Regions from separate parts of the Mus musculus genome. Here region 2 is linked to region 1. A link is a loop called in an ENCODE intact Hi-C map of the cell type or tissue named here. Cell type or tissue: left cerebral cortex. All regions are shown on one strand. Each heading gives the region's core, and the rest is flanking DNA. Links, peaks and the distances in the headings are about the cores only.

What was found. Peaks named below come from ENCODE experiments on the same cell type or tissue, not always from the same donor. Only the 100,000 strongest peaks of a DNase experiment are listed, where the experiment ranks them.
Region 2: a loop joins it to region 1, with 2.1 times the contacts of the local background. A loop is called at or near these places in 3 of 42 quality-filtered maps.

The regions. Positions count from the first base shown.
Region 1 is chr15:34,299,596-34,315,249 of GRCm38, reverse strand. It overlaps Matn2 (matrilin 2), which reads right to left and starts at 8,569. Exons shown (of 19, transcript NM_001358780.1): 1 at 8,342-8,569. In left cerebral cortex, for the core only: a CTCF peak has its summit at 8,140; DNase peaks (open chromatin) are centred at 5,979, 8,145 and 8,575; H3K4me3 peaks cover 1,420 bases; H3K27ac peaks cover 1,054 bases.
Region 2 is chr15:34,392,142-34,407,795 of GRCm38, reverse strand. It overlaps Matn2 (matrilin 2), which reads right to left. Exons shown (of 19, transcript NM_001358780.1): 7 at 8,624-8,746; 8 at 4,839-4,961. Among named protein-coding and RNA genes, the nearest start is that of 9430069I07Rik, 42 kb to the right of the region's middle. In left cerebral cortex, for the core only: a CTCF peak has its summit at 6,580 (motif pointing left); a DNase peak (open chromatin) is centred at 6,081; H3K27ac peaks cover 1,574 bases.

The DNA.
Region 1 (15,654 bases), core at 3,231-11,230:
AAGGTCATGTATAACATTAATCCAGCAGAAAACGAAACTGACCCAATGTAAAATCCACAAGTGTCCATTCATGAAAGGCCACTGCTGTTTAACTGATAGAGGAAGGAAGGGAGCAGGCGTAAGGCAAATACCACTTTCCAGAATTTAAACAAACAACCCCCACCACTGTTCAGCGAATTGCTTTTAGAAGCTGACCTGCTGAGGAACTCAAGCCCGTCAACTCCCGAAACTTTTTACTAAGTACCAAGATTGTATTAAAGATAGGCACTCTTTATTTAGTGTCTAACTCTAACAAGTAATTTGCCTAAATTTATTCATTTTGGGTAACTCCTATCTTTCCTCATCTAAATAGTTTAGAGTCCTCTAGTTAGACTGGCTACTTTTTATTCCTTTAACTCTGAGATTCCTTCGGAAAAGAAAAAGGAAGATAATGTAGACTATCTTGCTATTTTTCTTTTCATTTTTAAAAATTATTTTATTTTATGTGCATAGGTGTTTTGCCTGCATTTATGAGTACTATGCAGTACATGAATGCAATACCCCATGCATGCACTACCTCTGTAGTCCAGAAGAGGACAACAGAGCCCATGGAACTGTAGTTACAGACAACTGGGCATCATCAAGTGAGTGCTGGGAACTCAACCTCAGTCTTTTGCAAGAGCAGTCAATGCTCCTCAGTAAAGGTCTCTGGCTGTGTATTGTGATGCTAAATGTGGGTCTCTAAGACCTGGTTGCCCCTGAGGGAGAGTCTGCATGTAGACCCAAGTGATGCTTGCCTCCAGATTATTTCTGATTGGTAAATAAAGATGCTGACAGCCAATAGCTGGGCAGAAGAGACATAGGCAGGTTTTAGGGTTCCCAGGCCTGGGGTTGGGGGTTGAGAGAGAACCACTAGGACAAGGAGAAAGGAGGAGGAAGGAGGAGCTGCCATGGGTTAGTTCATGAAAACATGGACCTGAGGGATGGCCAATTGGAGTTAACAAATTCAAGGTTAGCTATAGGAAATAGATTTTTAATAGCATACAGGGTAGATATCTGCTCAGCTCTTGTGTTGATTAGACTTCTTGTAAACATAGAGATTGCATGTGTCTTTTATTCAGGAACTAAATGGTTACAGGCAGGGTAGAAATCCTGGATTGGGATTAGATACTTTCTATAACAATTGAGCCATCTCTCCAGCCATTGGTCCTTTGTATCATCTTAAAAGCTATTACTTGTTTTCATAATGACTCAATATTAATCACACAACTTGCTACGACATAGATGGTGTGGTATCATCACTGTGAGTTAATGAAATTTATCTTTCTGTTTCTGATTTGTTTTGTGTAGTAGAATATTGTCCAGTTCAATCTGCTTTGTTCCATACAAAAATATATTATGAACTCAACTCACTATCAGGGTGGGGGACAAGCACCTTCATCCACTGAGTCATCCCTCCAGCCATATTTGTTGTTATTCTTATCATTCTGCATTCTGCATGCCAGCCAATTATGTGTGCATGTTGATCTATGATGTTGGAGTTTATTTTTTGAGATAGGGTCTCCCTATCTAACTCTGGCTGGCCTCCAGCTCACAAGGACATCCTCCTGCCTCTTGTCTCCCCACCACCATGCCAAGTTCCAATGTAATGTTAAAAATGGGTTAAACACAACTTTACTAAACCAGTACAGTTTCTAACCATACTCTAAATATTTATCCTTATACAGTTAAGTTTAGTTCATACCTCTTACCAAAGAAACTTCTTAGCCCCTGGTGGTGTCAAATACCTTTAATCCTAACACTCAGGAGGCAGAGACAGGCAAAGCTCTGTTTGAGTCCAGGCTGCTCTACAGAGCCCTGGCTGCTAGTCTTATCATTCTGCACACAAGCCATTCAGTACAGAATGATACATGACAAATTTTGTCATGGTGAGCCATTTCATTAGCATAAAACCAGCTAATATGTTTACTTACAAAACAATATTGAAGTTCATAATTTTTAAAAGCTTTTTACATTTATTTATTTTATGTATGTGTATACACATGTATGATACATGTGTGCTACAGTATGCACATGAAACTCAGAGGACAACTTGCAAAATTTGATTCTTTCCTTCTACCATGTCAATTCCAGGAATCAAAGTTAGGTTGTCAGGATTGGCAATGGGCAACTTTATTCACTGAACCATCTCATCAGCCTCCAATTCACAATTTTTAAATATATATAAATATCTGAAAGTATTTAAAGTTTTCTCATTTCAAAAGGAAATGACATGGTAAGCTACAAACTGGTAGAACATATTTATGAATATATATATGATGAAGTATTTGTATAGTTAATATAAAAATGTATTCTCTTTTCAATAAAAAAACGGACCACTTTAAAATATGCAAAGGTTTGAAGAATGTTTTAGTTTGTGTTTCTATTGATGTGGGAAGACACCCATGGCATGACCATGGCAACTCTTATAAAGGAAAACATTTCATTGGGGCTGGCTTACAGTTTCAGAGGTTCAGTCCATTATTGTCATGGTGAGAATCACCGCAGTGTCTAGGCAGACATGGTGCTGGAGAAGGAGCTAAGAGTCAGCAGACAGCAGGAGACTGTATCGCTGGACATAGCTTAAGACTATAAATGACCTCACAGCCCACCTCCACAGTAATTAATATACATCCTCCTACAAACAGAGGCTCTCCACACAATGCTACACTTCCTAATAGTACCAGTCCTTATGGCCAAGCATTCAAATACAGGATGAGTCTGTGGAGGCAATTCCTATTCAAACCACTACCAAGAGGATAACTAGGGGACGAACATGAAAAGACGTTCAAATGTTTATTGTTAAAAAAAAAAAAAAACACAGACAGTGGCACCATGAGGCACCATGAGAAACCTGCTAGGTAGCCACCATAACACAATGCCTGCCATGTTGAGAAGATGCAAGGACATTGGAACCTTCATGATTTGTTGGTAAGCATGCAAAGCGGTGTGTCATTCTGGAGCACAGTTGACAGCTCTTCATAAAGTTATAGCTAAATAACACGGGAAAAGGTAACTCACTGTCTCTATTCACCCACACTTTTAGCACCAAAGGCCACACCCTAAGAAACCCTTCAAACCCCAGGAAAACAGAAGCGTTGTCCTCTCTGAGTCCTGACCCTACACACTTAGTCAGAAGACAAGAGCATCCATCCACACAATAACTCTTTCCCGGATGCTTGCAGAGGTTGTGCTTTCCAACACTGAGCATGAGAGTGACCCAATAGATGGTCCGCTGATGAGTGGGAAACACACACTGAACTCCTACTGAGCAACTAGGGGTTCTCTGCTAGCCGAACCCCAGCACGACACCAAATGAAAGCAGCAGACACAAAAGGACTATGCTCTGAATTCTCTGACTAGAGGAAATTCAATAAAGGCAGAACTACATAACAAGAGTAGGAAACAAACCAATGGGCTTGTGGGTAAGAAAGGGGAACCAGCCATAGAGCAGCCAAAGGGAAAGAGCTAGGAGGCTATGGGAACATTTACGTTATGGTTATGATGGAGTGACATATTTGTTGAAATTTACCAATCATACCCTTTAAAATTAATGAATTCCACTGTATGGTAAACTTCAAAAAAGCTATTTATAAAATAAAGAAATGGCATTGAAGAAGAGCAGGAGGAAGGGTTGAAATATTGTGGAATGGTGTCTTCTGGGCATGGCCTGGCTATAGTATGGGCGAACTCTCAGCAGTTCTGGTTACCTATACAAGACCTGCACAGGGTTGGGTGGGCCTGTTAATATCCGCCCCACCCCCTCCGACCCCGTGCAGGGGAGACAAGCTTCCAGACCCTGCCCCTCCCCAAGGATCTCTAAGTAGCTAATGGTTGTTGGGAGAGAGAGAGACATTTTATTCAGTGGTGTAGCCATTGTAACTTACCCCATATTTCTGTAACCAATCTTAAAACACACACACACAAACCCAGAGAGAGAGAGAAGGGGGGGAGAGGGAGAGAGAGACAGAGAGAGAAAAGAGGGTTGGGGTTGGGTCATGCACCACACAGTGGGATCAGGAAGGGAACAAGAAAGGATAATGGGGGCAAATATGGTCTAAATGCATTGGGTATGTGTCTGAAGAGTTGTAATGAAACCCATTACTATATTCACTAATTTATGGTAATAAAAATAGAAAAGATACTATATAAATACATAATAATGGCAATATTATGTAATATAATTATAATCAGACAATATGGATTTTTCACATAATAATAAGTTGATGCATGTCCTCAAGTCAATGGTACTTTCTTGGTTTGGCATTTATAGCTCTTGGCATCTCAAAAATATGTAACATCCCTAAGAGGAAAATTAAAAGACTTTTAAGGACAGTCCTTTCAACTCTGAGCAAATGAGAGCTTTTGTGTGAGAAACTGCCTCCAGTGAAGCAGCAGGGGGCACAGAAAGAATGTTTTGAAATAATGCAAGGCTTTGACTTTTGTTTTAGCCAATTGTCTCCTTTCCATGAGACAATGGGTTCTTTTAGGAAGCTTTACCAAGAGGTTGGGACAGAGAAAGGAGGCTGCTCTAACAGCTGGGGACCTTCTAAGCATCACTATCTGAGTCACCAGAAAAGTAGGGTCCCTCCAGAGTCAAGAACAAATGAGCTGTGGGTCTTGAGAGATCTGGCTGTCTATATTCAAGGGACCTCACTTGTGTGTCACAACTCTCTGGTATGTAATGAACCATCAGTAAGAGGCATGACAACAAAGTGGTATCTCTACCTAAGCATGACCCACAGAACCCTGCTCTCCTAAAAAAGTCTATAGCCAATGCTAAGCCCCATTCACATAAGAAAAGGAAGTGGCAGGCTGGGGGGATGGTTCAGTGGGTAAACTGACCCATGTGGTAGCAGGGAACGAACTTCCACAGGTTGTCTTCTGACCTCTATGTGTGTGCTAACACAGATACATACACAAAATACATACAATAAAAATGTAGATAATTAAGAAAAAAAGTAGGGGCTGGTGAGATGGCTCAGCAGATAAGAGCACCCGACTGCCCTTCCAAAGGTCCTGAGTTCAAATCCCAGCAACCACATGGTGGCTCACAACCATCCGTAATGAGATCTGACTCCCTCTTCTGGTGTGTCTGAAGACAGCTACAGTGTAGTTACATATAATAAATAAATAAATCTTAAAAAAAAAAAAAAGAAAAAAGTAGAAAGAACATTAATGTTAGCTTAGTGCCTATGACAGGTTAGGCAGGGAACCAAGTATTTTTGCTTGATCCCCACCAAAGCAGATAAGATCTTACTTTTGAGAACAGAACGCTAAAGTTTATAGCTAGAGACCCTCCAAGGCTTCAGAGCTAGTTGACTGGTAAAACAATGAAGAAACCCCCCCCCCGGCCCCCCGAAACCTCTCAGGCAATCAGAGAGATGACATCAGTTCGGCAACTGTGTCCTTCACTCTAAGTATTCACATATAATCAGGCCATGCTGAGACTAAATCTCAGAGCTGGGCCTTTCCTATCTTCCTTCCACCTATTATCAGAACTGCCATCTCCTGCATGGCCAGCAAACCGGAAGCCAATGCATGCTAGAACATAAAGACTACCCATAGGCAGCTCGACACTTCACACCCTGGTTATTACTGGGTTAACCTGACATGTTGTCTGTGACTTCCAACTAGAGGTGAAGATGGGCTGCTGACTCAGCTAGTCCAGCAAGGAGCTCATCTTCTCTTCCTCAAGTCCTTTCATGGTCAGAGTGACTCCTTGGCTTAGTAGCTGTCTACACCTAGACCAGTTTCCATCTGCCCTCTGCATCCTGACCACATTCAGGAATGCACACACTTCACTTTTTCCTCTCGGCTTCCTTCCTGTCTCCTAACCTCTTCCATGGCTGCAGCCAATTTTGCAGTCTAGGCCTTACACACCCAGACTCTCTGAGGCACTGCTAAAATGAGCTGGAGTTCTGAGAGCTCTTGGAAGAGCATCCTGGCACTGTTTCCTAGCAACACGATGTACACCACTCTCTGGGGTATCAGCCATCCCTAGAGCTGTGTATGTCATCCCCCGTGTTTGTTCCCTTAGACAGGGAAGGAAATCCCGCTTAGCTTCCCCCAGAGAACTGGGACTCCCGGGAAAGGAGATTGTGCATGGGATAGAACCAGCAAGCAAATGCCAGAGCAACTTCTGGAAAGGCCCTTGCTGGCGGGGCTGGTGTTACCTCTCCATTGAGCTCTATCTATCCCAGCATCTCCTTGGTCACTGCTCACTCACTCAGCTTCCCCTGAGACCAAGCTTTCTCCCCCTCTTTCCTTCACACTCCCATATCTCGGTGCCTTCTCTCAGTTACCAATAAGAACTGCTTCTAGGCAAACTGGAAATTGTTTTTCAGACTCTCCAGTGGCTCATTTTTCTTCCTTGTCTTTCAAGGAGCAACATCTCTTTGCCTTTCTTAAAATCTTGAGCCTCATTCCAATTGTCTTTTTTTTTTCCCCTTTTGGTTTTTGGAGAAAGGGTTTCATGTAGTCCAGGTTTGTTTTAGAGTTACTATGTAATCAAGGATGATTTTGAACTTCGGACCCTCCTGCCTCTCTGCATTTCAAGTGTTGGGTTATAGACATGCACCACCATGCTCAGCTTTCACCTAGCCTTTTGCTGTCAGACATGCGTGGTCTTAGCTAATAGGAGTTTGACCTGCCTGTTATCCAAGGCTGTCTCAGGTTTCAATTATGCTATGATATCCTCAGCGATGAACTTCAGGCCCCATGCCTCTTGACCACCTGGGTCTGGACTCTGGAAGCCAGAACCTCCAAAACCTGGGTTTATAGAAGAGATCTGGCTGGTTATGTGGGGGTCTGAAGCTGAAGTCTGTCAACTGAAATGAAAGCAGGAACAGAAGGGAGATAGAAGATGAAAACCTGCAGCCTTTCCTTCTTCAATGGAGTTTCTAAGAGAACAAACATTAGAGGAAACCTTCTAAACAGAATAAACAGGAAGCTTAGAGGAAACCTTCCTGGCTACAAACTCACCTTGGTATCTTGGCTGGCTTTGTGAAATTATCACTTTGAAAGAAGGCAGGGCCGGGCGTAGTGGTGCATGCCTTTAATCCCAGCACTCAGGAGGCAGAGGCAGGCGGATTTCTGAGTTCGAGGCCAGCCTGGTCTACAAAGTGAGTTCCAGGACAGCCAGGGCTATACAGAGAAACCCTGTCTTGAAAAAAAAGAAAGAAAGAAAGAAAGAAAGAAAGAAAGAAAGAAAGAAAGAAAGAAAGAAAGAAGGAAGGAAGGAAGGAAGGAAGGAAGGAAGGAAGGAAGAAAGAAAGAAAGAAAGAAAGAAAGAAAGAAAGAAAGAAAGAAAGAAAGAAAGCAAGCAAGCAAGCAGGCAGGGAATGTTCTCGAATGGACATTTGCACAAAAATTCCACTAACACATATACATTATCTGCCATCTTAGAGCATCCCTCAAAAGGTTTTGTCCTAGAATTAGGGAGGGGATGAATTCAGTGTTCACACAGATTCCTTCCTTTTCTAGAAAGGTGGGTAGCAGAGTTCACTAGCAGTAAGAGACTTTTAGAACTATTCTCTGTACTTCAATGAAATCTCATTTAATCCTGTAGGCATTATAATCCCCTCTAGATGCATGAGAAAATTGAGGCATTGTGTTGCTGGTTGTCTCCAAGTACTCCAGCCTGTAAACTTGGCAGCTGGGGTTTGAACGAGGCCTGCTGATTCCCAAACCTCTGTCCTTTACCCTTACAGCTTCGTTGTCCATTCCTCAAAGGCTAATGGGAATTGCATCCTGTAGATGCACTGTGGGAGCGCCACAGTGATTACTGTACAGTATCTCCAGAACACCAACTCCGGGAGACCTTACAAGGGTTTGTCCCCATATTTTTCTGTCCTCTCCCCAAACTGTCGTCCAGTTTTCCAGCAACACAAAATGCCCTCTTCTTATCCCTCTTCCGAAATACAAGGAAGCCAGAGCTGGACACAGAAAGCAAAGGAAATCTAGATGACACTGGTCTTGAGGTACCAGCCTACAGGAGGAACCAAGTTATTTTCTACCTGGTAGATAGGATTGTCACTGCAAACCCACTCAACAAGTCCCTATTCCCTGGTCAGTGTGGAGGGGTTCTGAGTGTCCCTGCAGCGAAGCACAGCGCCCCCGCGGGGCCCTCGGGTACTACTGCCGCCCCATGTGTCCCGCGCCTGGCCCGGCGTGGCGGGACTTCTCCCGGCCGAGGGGACCTGCAGCGCCGCCTTTCTCTCCCACTCTCCACAGGGAGACAGCGGGTCCCCCAGGAGAGGGACAGATTTTGCGTCTGTCGGTCAGTGGGTCATCTGCTCCCGGGTCAGCGCGCCGCGCTCACCTGCAGCCACCGCCGCCGACACCCGGGAAGAGAGACAGGGGAGCAGCTGTGAGTGTCAGTCTCCGTGGTCCGCCGCCTCGCCCCGCAGAGGACCGCAGAGCTCCTTGGGCACCGATCCCCGGACGCGAACAAGAATCCCGCGCCAGCGCCGTGTCCTGAGAAGCCGCCTTCAAGTCCCATCCCAGTGCGCTCTCCGCGCTTGCTGGCTGCCTGGGAGGCTCCCTGAAAGGGCGGCGCGAGGAGGCGGTGCCGTACAAGGGTTGGAAGCGGGCGGGCGGAAGGAGGGGTGTCCTCTTTGGGGACGGGGAAGGCGGGGAGAGGCAGCAGTCAGAGCTGCCCCACGCTACAGGCAGCCCCCAGCTCGGGGCCAAAGACGCTCTCCTTGCCTGCTGCCACCCTCAGACTCCTGGTGCATCCCTAGTCCCTGTGGAATGAATGGATCTCCAGAGGTTGGAGTAACTGGAGACTTTAGGGAGCGTGTGGGTCTGGGGCGGGAGTGAAGTGGGGTGAGGGTTTCCTGGTAACAGGAGACACAGCTGGAGTCATATAACATGAATTGAGAATCATTTTCTTCGGGAGGCATCCATGGAGCACGATGATGAAGAAAGAAGTGGTGAGACTTAAGATGACTGATGACACAGCCAGAAGTTGTCTTGGCAGTCTAGGACAGCCCCACCAGCGCCAATTCATATTACTAGTATCCACTGGCCCTGGACCAGCCACTGGGATGGGAAAGGCCATTAAGATGCTAGTTCAGATCAGACTCAAAAACTTAAATCTTTCCATGGGTACTTTGTTCCCCATTCTATGAAGGAACAAAGTATCCACACTTTGGTCTTCCTTCTTGAGTTTCATGTGTTTTGCAAATTGTATCTTGTATATTCTAAGTTTTGGGGCTAATATCCGCTTATCAGTGAGTGCATACCATGTGTGTTCTTTTGTGATTGGGTTACCTCACTCAGGATGACACCCTCCAGATGCGTCCATTTGCCTAAGAATTTCATGAATTCATTGTTTTTAATTGCTGAGTAGTACTCCATTGTGTTACAGAGACAGGAGTTACAGAGACAAAGTTCGGAGCTAAGACAGAAGGAAAGACCATCCAGAAACTGACCCACCCGGGGATCCATCCTATATACAACCACCAAACCCAGACACTATTGCATATGCCAGACAGATTTTGCTGACAGGACCCTGACATAGCTCTCTTGTGTGAGTCTATGCCAATGCCTGGCACATACAGAAGTGGATGCCCACCGTCATCTATTGGATAGATCACAGGGCTCCTAATGAAGGAGCTAGAGAAAGTACCCAAGGAGCTAAAGGGGTCTATAATCCTATAGGAGGAACAACAATATGAACTAACCAGTACTCCCCAGAGCTGTGTCTCTAGTTGCATATGTAGCAGAGGATGGCCTAGTCGGCCATCAATGGGAGGAGAGGCCCTTAGTATTGCGAAGATCATATGCCCCAGTACAGGGGAATGCCAGGACCAGGAAGCAGGAGTGGGTGGGTTGGGGAGCAGGGCAGGAGGAGGGTATAGGGGGCTTTGGGGATAGCATTTGAAATGTAAATGAAGAAAATATCTAATAAAAAATTATAGAAGGCAAGATTTCTTTTTTTAAGCATTTATTTATTACTATATATAAGTACACTGTAGCTGTCTTCAGACACAGCAGAGGAGCGTCAGATGTCATTACGGATGGTTGTGAACCACCATGTGGGTGCTGGGATTTGAACCCAGGATCTCCAGAAGAGCAGTCGGTGCTCTTAACTGCTGAGTCATCTTTCCAGCCCAGAAGGGAGGATTTCTATAACTTCCTTAAGAGAGGAAACATTACCTGAGATAGTGGCCATCCTAGGAGAGACAGAGAGAAAACAGGACTGATCAGTAGCAGGGAACCGAGCTAACTCCCAGACTCTGGGATTACCAATCTGGGATGGCAGGATGCTACAGCAGACCAGACATCTATCTCCTAATAAAAACCCTAATTCTGGGGCTGGAGAGATAGCTCAGGGCTTAAGAGCACTGGCTGCTCTTCAGAGGTCCTGATTTCAGTCCCCACCAACCACTTGGTAGCTCACAACCATTTACAATAGGATCTGATGCTCTCTTCTGGCATGCATATGTACATGCAGATAGAGCGCTCATAAATAAAATAAATCTTTTAAATAAAAAAACAACAAGCCGGGCAGTGGTGACGCACCCCTTTAATCCCAGCACTTGGGAGGCAGAGGCAGGCAAATTTCTTGAGTTTGAGGCCAGCCTGGTCTACAGAGTGAGTTCCAGGACAGCCAGGGCTATACAGAAAAACCCTGTCTCGAAACAAAACAAAACAAAACAAAACAAAACAAAACAAAACAAAACAAAGCAGCAACAACCCTAATTCTATCACCCAATTGCTAAGCCAATACACCCCCATCCAGATTTTAACAAACCATCAGAGAAAATCAGAACTAACTAGTTTCAAATCTTAGAATACAAACAAATGTCATCTACAAGACCTATTCTGCAAGACCTATTTCTATAAAGAGCTCCAGGTCTCAGCCATGGGGCTGGAGAGATTGCTCAGCAGTTAAAATCATTAACTGTTCTTTCTGAGTTCAATTCCCAGCACCCACATGGTGGTTCACAACTACCTGTAATGGAATCTGATGTCCTCTTTTGGTGTGTCTGAAGACAGCTACAGTGTATATACATAAAATAAATGAATAAATAAAATCTCAGTCAAGGCCACTGTGATGGTGCACACCTTTAGTCTCAGCACTCAGGAATAAAGATGGGTCTCTGAGTTTGAGGGCAGTCTGGCCTACATGGTGAGTTCTGAGCCAGCTAGGGTGACATAGAGAGGCAGTCAAAAACAACAAACAAACCAACAACACAATAAAACCCCATAAAACAAAGGGTTAACACATTCTGGCCTTACTGCCCAGAAATAACCAGGGCCTCATGGCCCTGTGTTCCTTACCTGAACCTTGGGCCACAGGCTGCTGCTGACAGCCTGCACTGGTCAGAAATTTCTTCTTCAGTCTTTAGAAGAAAGAAGATGAAGGTCAGAAAACAGAACAAAGTCTCCAGGAAATGTTTGGTCTTGGATCCCACAGCAGAAAATTCTTCCTTACAGACAGTGAAAACACCCAAGAAGTTGGAAAAGCTAAGTTATAAATTATGGAAACATATTTCAAATGTGTGTCTATCCCAAGATACCCATAGGATCCAATAATTTACCAGGGAAACAAATAGCTATTTGGAAATCCTTCCAATTTTAAGAAGACTCTGACTTACTAATGATCCCATTATTTGGTCTGTGCCAGCTAAAGTGGGTGTTTCCCCCCAGGGAGTTCTATGGGGATTCTTCAGAATAGGAAGTCTGTGGGTGGAGCAAGGCTGGGGGCCAGGCAAATGGGTTAAATGAGTTGCTCTACTTTATGGGATATTCTTCAGGTGTGCAAAACAACAACAGCAACAACCAAACCAAACCAGACAAACAAACACCTCAGCAAATCAAACAAAGCTCGGTGTCCTGATATGCACAGTTGGAACAATGATTTACCTCGCTGGTACCTTGTGTGTAGGGCAAGGGGATAAATGCAAGTTACTGAGAAGGGCTGTCGGAGGGAAGGGCCAACCAACTCTGCCTTCTGTGTTTGAGGCTCTACTATGGACTCAAGGAAACCTTATTCAGAAGGAACACTGTGCTAAGGTGTCTAGTTCATATGGGGACCCACATATGCACACAAGAATGAAGGCAACAGTATGCTAGACCTCATGAGATAACTGATCACACATTTGTACCTATGCTGCATATCATCTGTCCATTCCATCTCTGCTGAGGGTCTGTGCTGGGGTCCATCTTACCTACTTGATACAGGTAGTCCTGAGCTGTATTTAAAAAGCAAGCTGAGCCGGGTGGTAGTGGCGCATGCCTTTAATCCCAGTACTTGGGAGGCAGAGACCGGTAGATTTCTGGGTTTGAGGTCACCTGGTCTACAAAGTGAGTTCCAGGACAGCCAGGGCTATACAGAGAAACACTGTCTCGAAAAAAAAAAAAAAGCAAGCTGGACTGGCATAGCAACATACACCTTTTAGTCCCAGCACTTGGAAGGCACAGACAGGTGGATGTCTAAAGTTGACGTCAGCCTGGTCTATGGAGCGAGATCCAGGACAGCCAAAGATACACAGAGAAACCCTATCTTGAAAAAACAAACAAACAAACAAACAAACAAAAGCAAGCCCTGGAGAGATGTAGTGACCAGGGTTTCTGCTTCAGTTCTTGCCTCCCAGTGCCTGTCTTGGCTTCCCTCAGTGGACTGAGACCCCAGTTATCTAGGCCAAATAAACCCTTTCCTCCTGAAGTTGCTTTTGATTGTTTATCGCAGCAATAGAAAGCAAGCTAACAAAAGGTTTATTTGGGACTGGGGGTGGGGGTGGGGGCAGTAATTTCACATAGGCCTTAAACTTATTAAGGACTCAATATGGATGTTTTTCAAGATTTATTTTTTAATGTGTGTGTTTTGTTTTGTCTGCATGCCTGTCTGTGCACTGCATGCATGCCTAGTGCCCTTGGAAGTCAGAAGAGGAATCATCAGATCCCCTGAAGACTGGAGTTATGGATAGTTTTAGGACACCATGTGGATGCTGGGAATCAAACCCAGGTCCTCTGCCAGAGCAGACAGTGTTCTTAATTGCTGAGCTATCACTACACACACACACACACACACACACACACAGAGGGGAGAGGGGAGTGGGGGATGGGAGGGGGAGAGGGGAGGGGAGAGGGAGAGAGAGAGAAAGAGAGAGAACACTTATTTTAGACAGGTTCTCACTGTGGTTGGCTAGGAACTCACCATGCTAGCCTCAAACTCATAGGTCTCTTCCTACCTTTTATGCTGAGACTAATGTCTCAAACACCAAGTTTGAGAGATTTTTAAATAGACACATCGACCCACCTTAGAGAAACAAGGTTATAGTAAAAAACATTTTATAAATTCTGGTGCAGAATTTCTTCCTGCCTTGGGCCATTTATGTTCTCGGATGAAACACACAGCAGGATTTTTTCTCTTCCTGCTCCTTTCTTGTGGTCTCTAGCCTGGGAAACTTAATAAGTGTTTTTAAGTATACATGGAAGAATAAATAAGAAAGAGAAAAAAGCCATCATGGGAGGGTAAAAGGGAGCCGCCATGAGATAGAGAATCGAGGAGAGCTGCCAGAGCTGCCATGGGCCCAAAGGGCTAAAAGCAGCCTACATAAACATAGTAATTAATAACTTGGACTATGGATAGGAGGTGGATTCTAACAGCATGGAGGGTAGGCAGCTGCCCACAATTGTGCTGCTTAAGGTATATTAAAAATATAAGGCTGTGTGCCTCTTTCATCTGGAAAACACAAATGGCGGGAAGAAACCCCAAGCTGGAATTTACAAAGTATTTTTTACTCCATGAGGTAATAGGGATCAGTTAGGGAAAACTAATATAGCAAGTCAAAAATTTGTTGGAGAAACACAGCACATTACAAAGAGAGTTCAGATTTTGTTTTGGTGTGTGTGGAGGGAGATGCTTAGCATTAAGTAGTGCATGTAGCAGCCAGGGTGACCTTGGTGTCATTCCTCAGGTGCTCATACCTTGGTTTTTGAGACAGGGTCTTGATGTGGCCTGGAACTCACTGGTTAGGCTAGACTGGCAAGCCTGTGAGCTCCAGGAACCCATTGTCTCTGCTTCCCCACTGCTGGGAATGCAGGTGACACTGCAGGCACGTGTCACCAGGCCTGACTTTTTTTGTTGTGGATGATGTAGATGTTGAGGGTCTGATTCAATTCTTCGTGCATGTAAGACAGACACTTTACAAGTGAACTATCTCGGAAGCCCATGGATTCCGAGGTGTGTTTTGTATTATTTTTTTAAGGACTAGACTTTAATTTTTAATTATGCTTATATGTGTGTGTGTGAGTGTGAGTTCGTGTATGAGTGCAGTGTCAGGAGGCCAGAAGTAGGTGCTGGATTCCTGAAACTGAAGCTATGGGCAGTTGCAAGCTCCCCGGCATGGATGCTGGAAACCAAACTCTGGTCTTCTTTAAGAGCAGTAGGATAAGAGATCTTAGGCTAGGAGGCATTGTTCCAGCTCCCATGGATTCAGATGTTGTTATGTAGTCCAGAACTACCTGTAAGGTCCTGCAGATGAAGTCGGGCCTTTTACTTCTTTATAAAACCTGCACTACACCTTGGAAGTGGACACTTGGAAGAGGATGCAGAGTAGTCTTTAAACATAGGACCTGGATTGTGGAAGCATCTTTTGGAAGCAGAGTGTTGGCTTTTCATCCAAACTATGATGAACTGGCCCATGACAAGAAGCCAACAGTCTCATTGCTGTGACACTCAATTACCCATCATTCCTCAAAGACATGACTCAGTCTCTATCTGCTCTGGCTGTCTGGTGCTAAACCAAGTTGGGAGACCCTTGGGCAGTGATAGTATCCATCTGTCCTATAAGATCCCCAGCACTGGCGGAGTTCAGTAAGGATAGACTCAAGAATAACAAAATACCAGATGTGATGACTTTTCCAAATCCTACTTTGCCATGAAAGCAACTGTAACATGGTTAGTACTGGAGTCCAACAGAAGAAACACTACAAAGAGTTAATGGAAAGAGTAACATGATAGTCCACTGAGAGTCACACTGCATGAGATGGAGAAAAACATTTGTAGTGCAATAAAGTGAACAATTTCATAGATAGTGAAGTCTCCAGGAAGCAATGGAAGATGATGTTACAGCCACATTTCTGAAGAGTTTGAATGAGTTTTTATTTTTTAAAAAAGATTTATTTCATGTATATGAATGTTTTGCCTACATATGTGTTTATATATATGTACACACACATACATGTGCTTATATGTTTATAGATACATATATGCATGTATACTATATATACATACATACGCGTATATATGCACCACATGCATGCCTGGTAACTTCAGGGACCAGAGTAGGATTTTGCATTTCCTGGCGTTGCAGAGGGTCCCGAGCCACCATTTGGAAGCTGGCAGTGGAACTCAAGTTTCATAAAACTGCGAGGGCAGCCAATGCTGAATTATCTCTCTTGTCACAGTTGAAAGAGTTTTTGTGTTTGTTTGTTTTTCTTAGAGCAAAGCTTCTACAAGATCTGAGCCTTTCTGATCAGGCTTAATGGGGAGGTACCAAGCAATATTGCTCCACAGGACAGTGTTGTCAATACTTGTCAGGACAATGTTTAAAATGTAGCATCAATATACTGAAGGACAAATCCCACACAATTTTCTCCACAGAAGCAGAAAGTATA
Region 2 (15,654 bases), core at 3,562-11,561, 92 kb before region 1:
TATTTTCTAAATATTGACAAATCTTATAAAGACCCCCATCTCTTCTGGGCTCACATCTGAACTTCTAGATTTCCCAAGGCATGCTGGGAGAGTCAGGAAGTCAAGGATGCTTTAATGCCTAAGGTAGACTCAGTGAAGTTGCAGATTACTACCAGGGCCAGTGGCAAGCCAAACCTATACATGCTGAGAAGAAGGCAGGATTTGGCACCTCCATTAGCCAGGCATCTTCTTGTTGAACAAAGATCTCCTTCTCCTTCCCCTCAGCTCAGGACCCAGTGACAGTCAGAAGAAAGTGTACAGCCCAGTGCTGACTTTTGCTTCAACCTCTTCATTCAAAACCCCCTTGACTTCTGGGATCATGCTTAGAAAGCCACATTTCCCTCCCTCTGAAGACAGAGAAGAATGAGGTCCCCCCAGGCTGGCCCTGTATCTCATACTTCAACTGTGAAACTTCCCTTCCTGGCATTCAAGGGTCCAAATGTCCAACAGCTGCATGCTTCTCACTCAGCCTCCTGCCTGCAGAGCCAAGCAGTACATAGTGTACTGTTTGCAAAGCACAAAGAAATGATTCTTATGTAGCCACTAGCCCCAGCTCTCAGTGTGTCATGGTAACTATCACAGCCCCCACATACTCTTAGCCTCTGCTGGCTTGGGGCTGTGAAGACTGTACCTCAAAAAAGAAAAAAGTTATGGGCCCATCCAGCTGGCAAGATCTGAAAGTTCTCATATGTTTATGTCACTAAGCTTGTGGTGGGTCCAATAGAAGGAAATAAAGGAACAACTTCACAAAATTCCCATGTTGCCCTGTTTCCCCCTCACATTAGCCTGGGTAGTCCAAAGTTTTCCAAGGTCTACCCCTTCTGACTTCTTGTCCCAACCTGGTACTGGCCGTTAGTCACTTTCACAGGCTTGTTGATATGGACTATATTTGTATCTAGTATTATGTTTATCATAAACCAGGCATTAGACCACGAGATTGAAATGGCCTCAATTATTCCCCACAACCACCTGGGGAATCAATGCTATTAATTTTTAAAAATAGGCAATCAAAACTGGGAGAACAACCTGTCCAAATCACATATATAGAATGTGACAGAGCTTAGATTTGAATTCAGGCCTATCTGATTTAGCAAATGCTTTTAGTAGCAAAGACTAATAGCAGCTAGCAGCCCTATTCTAAGCAGCCTACACATTCATTCTCTCTCTCTCTCTCCATTCTCTGCCCCCCCATGCCTCCTTCCAGCTTTATTTTTTATTTTATTTTATTTTTTATTTATTTATTTTTTTGTTGTTGGTTTTTTTCGAGACAGGGTTTCTCTGTGTAGCCTTGGCTGTCCTGGAACTCACTCTGTAGACCAGGCTGGCCTCAAACTCAGAAATCCACCTGCCAAGTGCTGGGATTAAAGGTATGCATCACCACACCTGGCTCTCCCAGCTTTATTTTTGCTGGGATCTAACCAATAGCTTTGTGCATGCAAAGTTACCATTCTACTTACTGACTTAGCTTACACCCTCAACCCTATCTTAGTTTGGATTTCAATTGCTGTGAAGAGACACCATGATCAAGGCAACTTTTATAAAGGACAACATTTAATTGAGGCTAGCTTACAATTTCATTTTGGCAGGAAACACGACAGACAGGGTGTTGGAGGACCTGAGAGATCTGCATCTTTATCTGAAGGCAGCCAGAAAACGACTGGCTTCCAGACATCTAGGAAGAGAGTCTCAAAGTCCAGATCCAAAGTGACACACCTACTCCAACACTCCAACAAGGCCACACCTCCAATAGTGCCACTCCCTGAGCCAAGCATATTCAAACCACCACATTCCATGTCTTAACCCCCATGGGCTTGTTCAACACATGAATCTATGTGAGTCATACCTAGCCATAGCTTAATACAAAATTAGTTCAACTTTAAAAGTCCCCATAGTCTATAATAGTCTCAACAATGTAAGAAGTTCAAAGTCTCTTCTGAGATTCACCTAATCACTTAACTGTAATCTCCTATAAATTCAAAATCAAAAAGCAGATCACATACCTCCAACATCATATTATATACGATACTATTCTAAAACATCATAGTGAGGAAATACTGGCCTGAAATAAGACAAAAAGCCAGCTGGGCAAACTCCAAACTCTGTGTCTCCATGTCTGAAGTCAAATTGCTCTTCAAATCTCCAACTCTATTCATCTTTATTGACAGCAACAAACTTCTTTCTCTTGGGCTGGCTCAACTCCCTGTTAGCAGCTTTCCTCAGCAGGTGTCCCATAGCTTTTACATCTCTAACATCTTGGGATATTCAGGCAACTTCAACTTTACAGATTCTTGTTCCAATGTCTAGGATCCACACATCATCTTCTGGACTCCTCCAAAGGGCTTGGCTCACTTCTCCAACTCTGTCCTCTGTAGAACTAACTCTAGGCTCTGGTTGATTCTACTCCACTGATGCTGCTGTTCTTGGTGGTCATCCCACGGTAGTGGCATCTTCAATATACTGTGATTTTCTGCTGCAACTAGACTTGACCAATAGCTTCTCATAGACTCTTTATTGTGCCAAGGCTCAACTTCTTTGTGTGACCCTTTTAGTCCTGGATCATCTGAAGCTGCACCTTCACCAATGGCCTTCCATGGCCTCTCACAGTGCCAATCCTCAGCTGCTCTCCATGACCCCTTCATGCCTTCAAAACCAGTATCACCTGGGTGATTTTTAAACATTACCAAGTCCAATTGCAACACAAGGTACAACCTTGGCTATCTATCTCTGGAACATAGCTTCTTTGTGCTCTCAGAAAACACTTCCTAGATGCTAATCTCTTCTTAATCACCACTAATTTTTTAGCTCCAGCTAACCAGTATCACTTGTCCCAGTAGTCTCTTCTATTCTTGACTATAAAGCCAGATTCACATGGTCAAAGCTGCCAAGTTCTGCTGCTTGCTGTGGCAGGAACATGGCCTTCTTAATGTATTGCCAGCTTTCTCTTTTTCAACTTCCTCACTGCCTAAGCTTGGCTGTCCTGGAACTTGCTCTGTAGATAGACTTTGAACTCAAGAGTCTTAGACTCGGTCTTCTGAATGCTGGGATTAAAGGTGTGTGCCACCACAGCTATACTTAAGCTTCTTTTTACCAGGAACTTGTTCTGTACTAGACTGGCCATGAACTCAGAGATCTGCTTGTCTTTGTCTCCTGGGATTAAAGGAGTATACCATCATGCCTGAACCTAAGCGTTTCATTATAGATCTTAATCAAGTTGAAAACTGAGAATAGTTATCACAACCCATCCCTTGTCAATTTGATACACAATCACATCTCCTTATGTCCAAATGAAGACAATAACCAGGTCATAATAACACCTAACGTGATATAACCCTCCCTCATACAACTGCAAATATATACGTTTAGCTGGGTGGGATCTTGCATGGAGGTCACCACTTCCTTAATTCCATTTAATATCCTTGAACACAGAGTTTAGCTTCATTCTACTTCCTGGTACCCCTTTACTCTTTGAACCACACATTTTGTATTTTTCCTTTCTAAGCTGGCTATGCTTGATCAAAATGTTCTTCATGAAAGTAAACCAGAGGACAGAGTCTATACTGGACTTTTTTTGAGATGTCCTTTGTCAATGCAATAAATATAAATGTCTTCACCTTAGTCTCAGGCAGACTGTTTGGATAAAGGCAAAAAGCAGCAACATTCTTCACCAAAACATCATAAGGATGATCTCCAGAGTTCAAATCACCTCAATACCAATGTCTTCCGTAGTCCTACTAGAATGGCCTATTAATTCCTTCTTAAAGCATTCTATGTCATTCCAAATCCAAAGTCCCAAAATCCACATTTCTCCAAACAAAAACGTGGTCAGGCCTATCACAGCGATAACACAGTCCCTGGTACCAATTTCTGTCTTAGTTTGGATTTCCACTGTTGTGAAGAGACACCATACCAAGGCAACTTCTATAAAGGACAACATTTAATTTGACTGGTTTAGTTTCATCATGGCAGGAAGCTTGGCAGCATCCAGGCAGACAGGGTGCTAGAAGAGCTGAGAGAGCTGCATCTTGATCAGAAGGCAGTCAGGAAAATACTGGCTTCCAGACAGTTAGAAGGAGGTTCTCAAAGCCCATGTCCAAAGTGACACACTTCCTCTAACAAGGCTACACTTCCTAATAGTGCCATTCCATGGGCCAAGCATATTCAAACCACCACAAACCCTACACATTTATTTATTTCCATCCCCAACCCCCATCTTGTTCTCTTCTAATTTTTTGAGATGACATCTTGCTCTAGAGCCTATGCCGGTTTTGAATTCACCATCCTTTGCCTCAGCCTCCTGAGTGCTGAGACTGTTAAGTATACACCACTGTACTTAGCATATATTAACTCTCTTTAAATTTTGTTTAGATTTATTTACTTTATATGTATCAGAATCTTGCCTGTATGTATGTATGTCTGTATGTATTATGTATGTATGTATGTATGTATGTATGTATGTATTATATGTATACCTGGCATCCATAGAGATTAGAGAGTGTTGAATCCCCTGAAATGGTGTTACAGTAATGAGCCACTAGGTGGGTGCTGGGAACAGAATCTGGGTCTTTTACAAGAGTAGCAAGTGCTCTTAACCACTGATCCATCTCTCTAGCCCCCATATGGATTCTCTTGATCATTACAACTCAACATTTGGAGTGGGTAGTACTAACAGTGACACTTGATGGTTTATAAATTGCAGGAAACCCAGAAGCTCTGGAAGGGTATGGATGCTAATGAGCCCAAAGGATGGTGAATGGTTGGTCTCCACTCCATCAGCACCCACACCCCTGGGGCACACTCACGGCTGCAGGTCTTGCCATTGGGGTCCAGATTGTAGCCCTGACGGCAGCGGCAGTAGTGACCCTCCTCTGTGTTCACACACTCATGCTCACAGCCTGGTTTGTTCAGTGCACAGTAGTTGATCCCTAAGGAGAGAAAGACCCCCCATTCAGACTGTATGAGGCTACTTGGGTAGGCTCCAGGGTTCCCACAATCCCTGGAAAGAGCTGCTGAATACTGCTTGCTGAGGCAAGCTGGGAATTATCATTCAGTCAGTCATTTGCCAGCTAAGGGCCAGGCCCTAAGCTAGATGTACCAATGTAAATGTGAACACTACCAAGGCCTGGCCTTCATGGGTTTGCACTCTGGAGACACAGCAAAAAAGAATCAGGACTGTTAGACACCAAAGATGCCAAGAAATAAGGTGAGGTTATTGATGCCTTCTGTGTACTGCACTGCTGGTTAAACCATAAACTGAGGAGCAGAATAAAGGGTGTGGAATGGATGTAACTTCATTTAGTAGGGTCTGGTATGCCAAAGACACATGCCAGAATTGTCACATAATGTCCTTGATGTATATCAATTCGTGAAGAGTTCAAGGCGACTCAAGAAGAGTTCAACGTGACTCAAGTCACGATACCAGATGACTCAGGAAAGAAATTCCAGAAAAAACACCAAGGTTAAAAATGTTGAAGCACAATGTCTAAACTCCTCACTAAGGAAATCCAGGTCTAGAGCAATAAAGATAGTCTCTTCGAGTGATGTAGCTGATGTGAATGGCAGTTCCTAGACTGGTCCTCAGACTAACTAACTGGGAAATTCACACTAGCTTTTAAGGATGTTATTCCAGCTATGATGAGCTCCAATGTGAGTATGAGAATCCAGAATCTCACAGCCCACATCTGGGTCACAATGCAATTGCTCAGCCTCAGACCCTGATGGCATTCCAGGCTTTGCACCACTACCTTCATGATGAATGTCTGCAATTGACAATGGCACTCTCCAGCAGGAGATGAGGAAGAAGGCAAAAACCTGGCCAGGAGTCTTCCCTCCGGTATGATGCTGCCTCAAAGTATCTTCCTCAGTTTAATCAGATGATACTGAATTCATTTGAAACAGATTTTATTTTATTAGATTTGAAAGTCACCACCAGCCTCCTGTTACATGTAAATGGCCCCAAGTTCTAAGGCTCAGAACATTTTTGAGATCTCAGGCTCCTAATTATAAACCTCAGATTTTGTGCCAATTCCTTTGCTTCCCTCTGCATGGAATGCTCTAGAGAGGCCATAAGCACTTCCTCCCACTCCCAGCTGCCTGCAACAATCCAGGACTGAATGCAGGCATTAATGGTATCTCTGACAGACAGATCTTAGAGGTCTAGGCCTGGGCTCACAGCAAAGATGACAGAAAATATAATGAGGGGGAAGGGGGAGGAGGAGGGAGAGAAGGAGAAGAAGGAGGGAGGAGGTAGGAGGAGGGGGGAGGAGGAGGAGAAGGACAAGGAAGAGAAAGAAGAGGAGGAAGATTTATAGATGGGCCAATAAAGTCACCAGATCTTAGGAAAAATCTGGTTTTTTTTTCTGGTTATAAAAGCAGGGCGGGGCTGGTGAGATGGCTCAGTGGGTAAGAGCACCCGACTGCTCTTCCGAAGGTCCGAAGTTCAAATCCCAGCAACCACATGGTGGCTCACAACCACCCGTAATGAGATCTGATGCCCTCTTCTGGTGTGTCTGAGGACAGCTACAGTGTACTGACATATAATAAATAAATAAATCTAAAAAATAAATAAATAAAAAATAAAAGCAGGGCGGCTGCAGAGGAAATGGAGCCGTCACTATCAAACATATGCAGATGAGTGTTAGGGACTCTGGCAGGGGCCACAGCCTAGCAAAGGACCCATTTGGGGTCCTTACGTGGGTCTCCCACCCTGTTCTCTCAGCACATCTCTCTTGATGATCTGTGCAATGGCTGCCTGAGAGGCCTCTCCTCTTCAGGAGCCCCCAGCAGTGTGTGGAAGGAGGGGTATAAGCCAAGGGAATCTTAGAGGACTGGCAAGAGATGCAGAATCTCAAGCAAAGTCTCCATCCGTGGCTACATACCCGATTTGTTTCCATTCTCTACCCCATGAGTAACACAGGAAGCATGATATCATAATGCCTATTTGTGCTGAACCAGATCTAATTATCTCCTAAGACCCCTCATCCACTAATAGGAGTCCACCGGCAACCGGTTTCTTACAGTGTAGTCAGCCCCACACACATTCATCCCTAGGAAAAGGTGTCAGCAGAGCAGAAGAGAGCAGCTAAGCTGTGAAGCTGGCCATCCAACATACTGTTAGGTGTGTGTGTTCTAATGGAAATACTCCACCTCCTTGTCTTCACAGTTTGAATCTCTTCATTCAAGTTCTCGTTTAAGACTTGACTGTTTCAGGGGTTTGTATCCAGGCTTGGTGGTAGGAATTGTAAGAGAGGCTCAGTTTCAAAATATGGGTTCTGTAACCACATAAAGTTTAATATTTTTTAGAAAGAGTATGGAACTTAGTCTGTGCCATAAGCAGGATGGGACTTGTCTAGATTCAGTTCCACATATGACCCACAAAAAGTGCATGATACAGTCTTGCCATGTAGCACATGATGGCTAGGAAGAAGTAGCAGGTGCAGCACACAGGGAGACATCCTAGCATGTATTGTAGTGCATACCCGAGAACCCAGCCCTCAGAGGTTAAAGGAAGATAGGTGCAATGTTGAGACCAGCCTGTACCACATAGCCAGAGTCTGTCTTAAAACAAGCCAAACCACAAATAACAGCAAGAGAGGGAGGGAGGGAGGAAAGAAGGGAGGGGGGGGGGAGAAAGAGAGGGAGGGGTAGGGGCAGAGGGAGGGAAGGAGAAAGGAAGGAAATATATATACCACTAATCAGAAATTCCAGTGAATTCTACAAATGCCATGGTGAGGAAATCACAAACAAGGATCAGGAAATTCCATTTATACTGTAATTTCTCCAGGATGACGTATCTCAGAGCAGCTCCATCACTCATTCCTTCATACATAATCTATTCCACAAGTCTCTACTCAACCCATACGAGCTAAGCACTCTGAGTCGCTGAGGATTCCATGATGTAAAAAGGCAAGCACCTCTTCCTGGTAGGACTTCCACTCTGGTGTCCTTCAGGAACAGTCTGGTGTGTGTGTGTGTGTGTGTGTTTATATGTGTATGTATGTATGTGTGTGTATGCATGCATGTATCTGTAGATACTAGGGATGTAGCCTAGAGGTCTGGTTTGGAGTAGATGCCTCTCAGTATTTCAGGTGACAGGCATCTGAGTCACATGGACTTCCTCACCCCCTTCCTGCTGATGCTCTGTTGCCTTTGAGAGCAGCTGCAGTGGCCAAGTGCATTACCCTCCTCCTTCCTTCCAATCAACGAGAACAGAACCTTAATGTCCCCACACTCAGAGGTCATCAAGTGTTCCCTATGTAAGACTTGAAGAAACCAGCTCCTTTGATGTCACATCTGTATGCCCAGCCTTTTTTCTCCCTTAAGGTTCCACAAGCCCTTTCTAGGGGCACCCTCATCTCAAGGAACAGCTTCCGTATGGACTGAGTTGCTAAGCAAATCTCATGACCAGATTTCATCTATTCATTCTCTAGAAAAATGTCCCACAAAAGGTTCTGCTGACACAAAAGGAAAATAAGAGCAGAATGATGTTAATAAACACAAACATCCATTACAAATACAAGATGCTAAAGGTCTGCCAAGAAGGGAAAACAGAGAGGAACATTTGGAGAAATGGGCCAGGGTTACTTACTTCGGCAAGTTTTCCTGTCTGGATTTAGCATGAAGCCTTTCAGGCAGCGGCAGAGAGCAGACGTCTGGGCATTGACACACTCATGCTGACATCCGTGATTTGAAGAGGCACAATAGTCAATCTCTGGAAAGAAAGCAAGGTTCTGGGAATCGTGAAAAAGTCAATATGGCTAGCCATGAAAGCCGAGGGTTCTCAGGCTCCATTTTCCCCAAGGGGATAAAATACAGAACTTACAATTTTGACCCAGAAGAGCCTCTTCAAAAAGCCATTTCCACATCTAGATATTATGTCTTCATCTCAAAGATCTTTCTGACATTTGATTTTGAATTGGCATGGGCAGCCTGCTTCTGCATTCTCTCGCAGAAGTTCCCTTCTGCTCCTTCCTACAGCAAGCGTGAGATTTCCTTCCCTTCCCTGGTTGTTCAGAGAGGACCCGGTCTGGCACCAGAATATTGCTATCCCTGATTCCAGAGAGGCACCCACTAACGAACCCCCCCCCCCCAGGAGAAGCCACAGATGCCAGCTTGCGAATAGAGAAATGGCAACCTCCCTCGCTTCCCTGTTGTTGAGTCTGGCACTCTCACTGATAAATGGCTAAACACTTCCCAGGTGTAGCTGGTGCCTGTCCTTGAGAAAGAAACAAAAAACCAAACATCCTTGAGGGGGGATTAGGCCCCACTTTTTGATAAAAGGAGGGTAATCAGGGGTCACAGGCAGCTGTGACTAGTCATAAAAACACACTAGTTCTTGACAGCACCATAAAGTTACTCCTCAGGTCAGAAGAGTTCGCCTTCCCAGTTGAAAGATACTGCCTTGCCGCCTGAACAAATGATATTGTGTTTGAAAAATGACTTGCCTTGTCACCTCCCCTGTCACCCTAAAATCCAAAGAACCCCTGACTATTCTGTATAAAAATGCTAAGCCTTTTAGGCTTGAGGTTGCACCTCTCTCCTGCACAGTGGGAAGGTTCACGATCTGAGTCTGACTCAAATTAATAAGTAGACTCTTGTTTCTTTACATCAGGCCCAGCGGTTCTTAGAGATCTCCTGGGGGTCCTGTGGAATTGCTGATACAACATTTGGGGGCTCTTCTGAATGGTATTCCCCAGCAGATCTCTGGAATCTGCAGTCCGGAGAGTCTAAAGTCAGCGCACCAGTGTGGTGAAAGTCAGTGTTTCTGTATTGTTCATTGTTCATGTCTGTTCTTTCTGGCCATATTTTGGCATCAGAAAAAGCCTCGAGGTAGCAGTGCAATGGAAAGAAGTGGCTAAAGCAGATGCGCTGGGCAGTCATGGCTGTAAGAGGGAGGAAGATGTTCCTGACCCAGGGTCCAGGGTGGATGAGGTTCCTGACCATTGGTTGGAAGTGCTTAGGGAGAGACCTCCAGCAATCTGCTCCCATATCCACCTCACTTCTACTTTCCGAGGTGAGAGTCTGTGAGTCCTAGTGCTTGGATTTACTTTTGTTTCTAGTCACGATGTGCCTATTTCGTGCATGTGGTTTTGTCAGTGGTGTTTCTGGTAGTGTTTAGTCTCATGTTATACTGGATGGTGATGGATGCAATGGGACGGGTTAACTCTCATTCCCCCCCCCCAACATTGTTTTAGCTCACTTTAAGGAAGTGAAAACCAGAGCTCACAATCTCTTGTTGGAAGAAAATGCACACGTATTGCAGCTCCGAGTGGCCTACCTTCAGAGTAGGACGGCCACTAGAGGGGACTTTCTATCTCTCCACAGTGCTAGTGGTGGAAGACAAAGTATTGCAGAAGGTTCAGGGACATCCAGAACAAGTCCCCTACATTGTAGTCTGGAAAGATTTGGTTGCCAACCCACTATCCTGGGTGAAATCATTCCTATTGCCTCTTACCAAAGATATTTAGCCTTCAGGAATCATGTCCACTCTGATGGCAAAAGACAAAAGCAGGAAGTCTCCAAGTCTTCAAAGCCCCTCTATCCCATTTTACAGGACACTACGCCAGAAGTCATTTTCCCACTGCCTTACACTCAGGCACCAGCTCTGACAAAGGCAGCGGCCCCTGCTTTGGCTGAGACCCCGCCTCCCACTGTGTTCCTGGACATGGACTTGCACAGGTGCTTCTGCTTCCTGCGTTTCCACTCATGCGGGCAGGACCAGTGCAGGTATATTCACTCCCGGAGTTTCCACCTGTGCCCCTGTACAGGGGACCTGCCCAGGCACTTCCATCCCCAGCGTTTCCACCCGAGAGGATTCCTGCAGCAGAACCAGTGATCCCTACATTGACTCTACTCCTGCCCATGTATCCCCCAGAAGGAGCGCCCCAGGTTCCAATAGTGTCCACCTTGGAGATGGAGGGAGGTCCAGCTCACAGGACTAGAAGCAGGCATGCCAACACACCGCCCCAGGCTGTAGCACCAGAGGCAGATTCCACTATCTTACCCCTGAAAGGGACAGGCCCAATTGATGAACAGGGAAACAAACCCTATTAGTATTGGCCTTTTGCTAAGGCTAATCTTTACAACTGGAGAAGAGTGTATGCTAGGTTCTTTGACAACCCTAAAGAGCTCATTAGTCTCTTAGACACCATCCTTTTTACCCATCAGCCCACTTGGGATGATTGTCAGCAATTGTTGCAGATTCTCTTTACAACAGAGGAGAAAGAACGCATCATCCTGGAGTCCGGGAAGAACGTTCCAGGTGCCTATGGCACTCCAACTCAGAATCAAGCTGATATTGACGAGGGTTTCCCTCAGGAGACCAGCTTGGGATTATAACACAGGGACAGGTAAGGAGTGTCTTCCAGTCTATTGCCAGTCTCTAATGGCAGGTCTCAGAGCAACTGCCAAGCAACCCACGAATCTGGCTAAAGTTTATGATGTCAGGCAGAGAGATAATGAGAGCCCTGCAGAGTTCCTCGAGAGGATTATGGATGGTTTCCGCTGTTATACACACTTAGATCCTGAGGAAACAGAGAATTCTAACATAGTGGTGCTGACATTTATAAATCAGTCAGCCAGAACATTGGAAGAAAGTTACAGAAACTAGAAAGACTAGGGGGAAATTCATTGAGAGATTTAGCAGAGGTTGAGGAGAAAGTGTTCCATAACAGGGAATCTAAAGATAAGACAGGGAAGATATTACACAGAGATCTAGCCAGATTCCTGCTAGCCAATGGTAACCCAGAGAGAGAGGAAGCTCTGGAACATTGCAGAAGGGAGAGAACCTAGAGAAGACCCCTGGCCAGAGCCTGGAGGAGGATGCCTATCAGCCTTAGGTAAGAACCAATGTGCCTATTGTAAGGAGAAAGGACACTGGGTCAGAGAATGCCCAAAGAAAAAGCCCTAAAACAAGACCGTGGTCACTGAGGAAGAGGAAGACGGAGGGAGTCAGGGCTTGGACCCCCTCCCTGAGCCCTGGGTAACCCTTATAATGGAGGGGGGAGCCTCTAGACTTCCTGGTAGATACTGGAGTCCAACATTCAGTGCTTGGAAAGGCTGAAGGGTCATTGTATAATAAAAAATCCTGGGTCCAGGGATCCATAGGTGCCAAACAATATTCAGGGACTACCCAAAGGACAGTGGACTTGGGAATGAGATGGGTATCTCACTCCTTTATAGTGATACTTGAATGCCCATACCCCTTATTGGGGAGAGATCTACTAGCCTAAATGAGAGCCCAGATTTATTTTGGCCCTGGGAAAATCTGGCTAATGGACTAGAACGGCAAACCAGTCCAGGTGCTGACACTTGACGTGGCCTCTGAGACTGAGTCTAGACTGTACGAGTCACCAGCCACCCCCCCCCCCCAAAAAAAAAGACCTGGATGCCTGGCTGGCAGAGTTTCCCAAGGCTTGGTCAGAGACTGGAGACACAGGGCTGGTAAAACATTGACCCCCTGTATTTGTAGAGCATAAGCCAGGAGCAGACCCAGTATGGGTCTGCCAATATCCCATGTCCCAAGAAGCACGGAAGGGGATCATTCCTAATATCTGGAACTGATGGTGCTATCCCAGGCCCTTATTATGGAAAAAGGACTGGCTGTCAACATCTGTATGGATAGCCAGTATGCATTTGCAGCTGCTCATGTACATGGAGCTATATACCAGGAGAGAGGACTCCTAACTGCAGAAGGAAAAACTATCAAAAACAAAGATGAAATTCTACAATGACTTGAAGCCCTCTGGCTGCCAAAGAGAGTGGTAATCACACTGTCCAGGCCATCAGAAAGGAATAACGGCAGTGGCTAGAGGTGACAACTTGGCCGCCAAAGCCACCAAAGAGGTGGCCCTAGAGGAAACAGCTGCTTCCATGTTAGCTGCGACTCTACCAGAACCGCCAAACCCCAACCTGCCGGAATGCCCAGTCTATTCGGAGGAAGAGATCAAATGGGCCAAGAATCAGCCCATGAGTCGGTGTTCAGAGGTCTGGTGGCAGACGGCAGAAGGTAAGCTAATACTACCCACCTCTCTGGCAAGATCTATCCTCAGGAAAATCTATAGTGTCATCTACATGGGAGTGAGATGGATGGCTGATGCAGTGAGACAATCTAAAGTGACTTTCATGCAATGTATTATTGAGAATATAGTGTCAAGCTGAAAGCTTGCCATTTAACCAACACCCACAACACTGCCAAACATCCAGGCTCTCATCTTTGAGGTAAGAGACTGGGGGACTACTGGAAAGTTGATTTTACAGCAATCAAACTGGGAAAGTATGACTATAAGTACTTACTGGTGTTCGTGGATACCTTCTCCTGATGGACAGAGGCATTTCCAACAAAGACTGAAACTGCAAAGGTAGTGTCTAAGAAGTTGCTAGAAGATATCATATGATAGGTCAGACAATGGGCTAGCATTTGTGTCCAAGGTAAGCCAGGATGTAGCGAGATTTATTGGGGCAGATTGGAAATCACATTGTGCATACTGACTCCAAAGTTCAGTTCAGGCAGAAAAGGTGAATCTTACATTAAAAGAGACCTTGACCAAATTAGCCATGGAAACTAGCAGGGAGGGTCTAGATGACATTCCTTTCCTTTGCCCTGTATCGGGTGAGGAATTCTCCTAACCAGATGGGATTAACCCCCTTTGAAATCATATATTTCCTGCTCCTATTGTACCTAACCTTCAGTCAACAGCTATTGCAGAATTAGATGATGAACATGAGCAGGTTTGGCCTAAATCGAGTGCCCTCTATGAAGCAGACCCTGTTCTGGAACCACACAAGTTTCAACCTGGAGACTGGGTCTACATGAACGGATTTAGCCAGAATGTGTTGGAGCCCCGGTGGAAAGAACAGTACGTCATTTTGCTGAGCATGCCAACAGCTGTTAAAGTGGATGGGATCACTGCCTGGGTGCACTGCACCCATGTGAGACCAGCTAATCCCTTCTCCCCAGAAGAAGATTGCCTGAATTCACAGTCATCGCTGGAATGGAAAGTTCATAGGGGCACCAATACTTTCAAGCTAAAATTAACCCAGTCTGAAGTTTGCTGTTTTTACTAGCTGTGTGTACTGCTGCCCCCCAGCCTACGCCTCCATTCAGAGACCAGAAACCCACACCAGCCTTATGACTTGACTTGGACAATCGTGAATCCTGAGACTGGTTACTGTAGATTTTGACAAACCCTAAACCTGTATGAAGAGGCCCTGTACCAGGCAAACCTGCGCCAACACCAGTCCTCACTCAGACTGGCAGCTCTGTTCCTCCCTGTCCCCAGCCTCACCCCCCAGCAGGTGTCCCCAGCTCTGAAATCTTTCCTGACACACACATAGCTGGTAGACCCACTCTGGTTGAGCTAACCACTTCTTACTGGTTATGCTATAATGCTAGACCCCCTTTTTATGAAGGTGTCAGATTCATATCCAGATATGATGAGTCTGAGAAGGACACTGCATGCAGATGATCCCAGGGATGCCCAGCTTTAACCCTTTAGACCATATCAGGACACGGCACCTGCCTAGGGAAAGTTCCCTTGTCACATCGGCACCTCTGCAATCAAACAATCCCCATTGTTCATTCCAAATGGGTTATATTTCCCACACATCTTGCTGCTTTGTTTAGTGTGGCTAGTATGTGGATGATTTCAGGGCTGACCATTTAATATTAGATAACCAAGGGCTCTTCGCTGGGGAAGATCTGTTCTCCCACCCTGGGCATCCGTGAGTTGCCTGTAGTTCTTTGTCTATGGATGGGACAGCACAAGATTCTCACATCAATTGCTGTGGTCTGTTCAGGTCTTTCTTAGGCAGTTTTGTTGTTGTTTGCTTATTCATTGCTTCCCCACCACTTTTTTCTTTTTTTTGGTTTTTGTTTTTCAGAGACAGGATTTCTCTGGAATTCACCATGTAGACCAGGCAAACCTTGAACTCAGAGAGACCTGCTTGTCTCTGACTCAATACCGCCCAGCAAAAAGAGGTGTGTTCCAGAGCTTAAACTCATATCAGGGTCTTGTTCAAGCACTGACCCATTTCAATGGTCTCTCTTTTAATATTGTACACATATGGATATGTTTTTGTAGTTTTAGGATCATACAACATAGCATTAAATCAGGAGCACTTTAGCATATCATTTGCATGTATAAAACATTTTAATATCTGTATAATATTCTGTACATTACTTGGTTTAATCTGTTAAACAGCTTTTTGTAATAGGTTTTTCAAATCTGTATGCATAAATTCTTGTGCTTTTATGTTCTTAGGTTTAAAAAAGAATGGCCCCCAGAGGTTCATATAATTGAATGCTTAGTTGTTAGGGAATAGAACTGTTTGAGAAGGATTAGAAAGATTAAGTGGTATGGGTTTGTTGGAGTAGATATGGCCTTGTTGGAGTAGGTGTGGCCTTGTTGGAGTAGGTGTGGCCTTGTTGGAGGAGGTGTGGCCTTGTTGGAATAGGTGTGGCCTTGTTGGAGGAGGTGTGGCCTTGTTGGAGGAGGTGTGGCCTTGTTGGAGGAGGTGTGGCCTTGTTGGAATAGGTGTGGCCTTGTTGGAGGAGGTGTATCACTGGGACATAGGCATTGCCTTGTCTCACAGTTCCTGCTCTAAGGTGTTAGGGCTGAG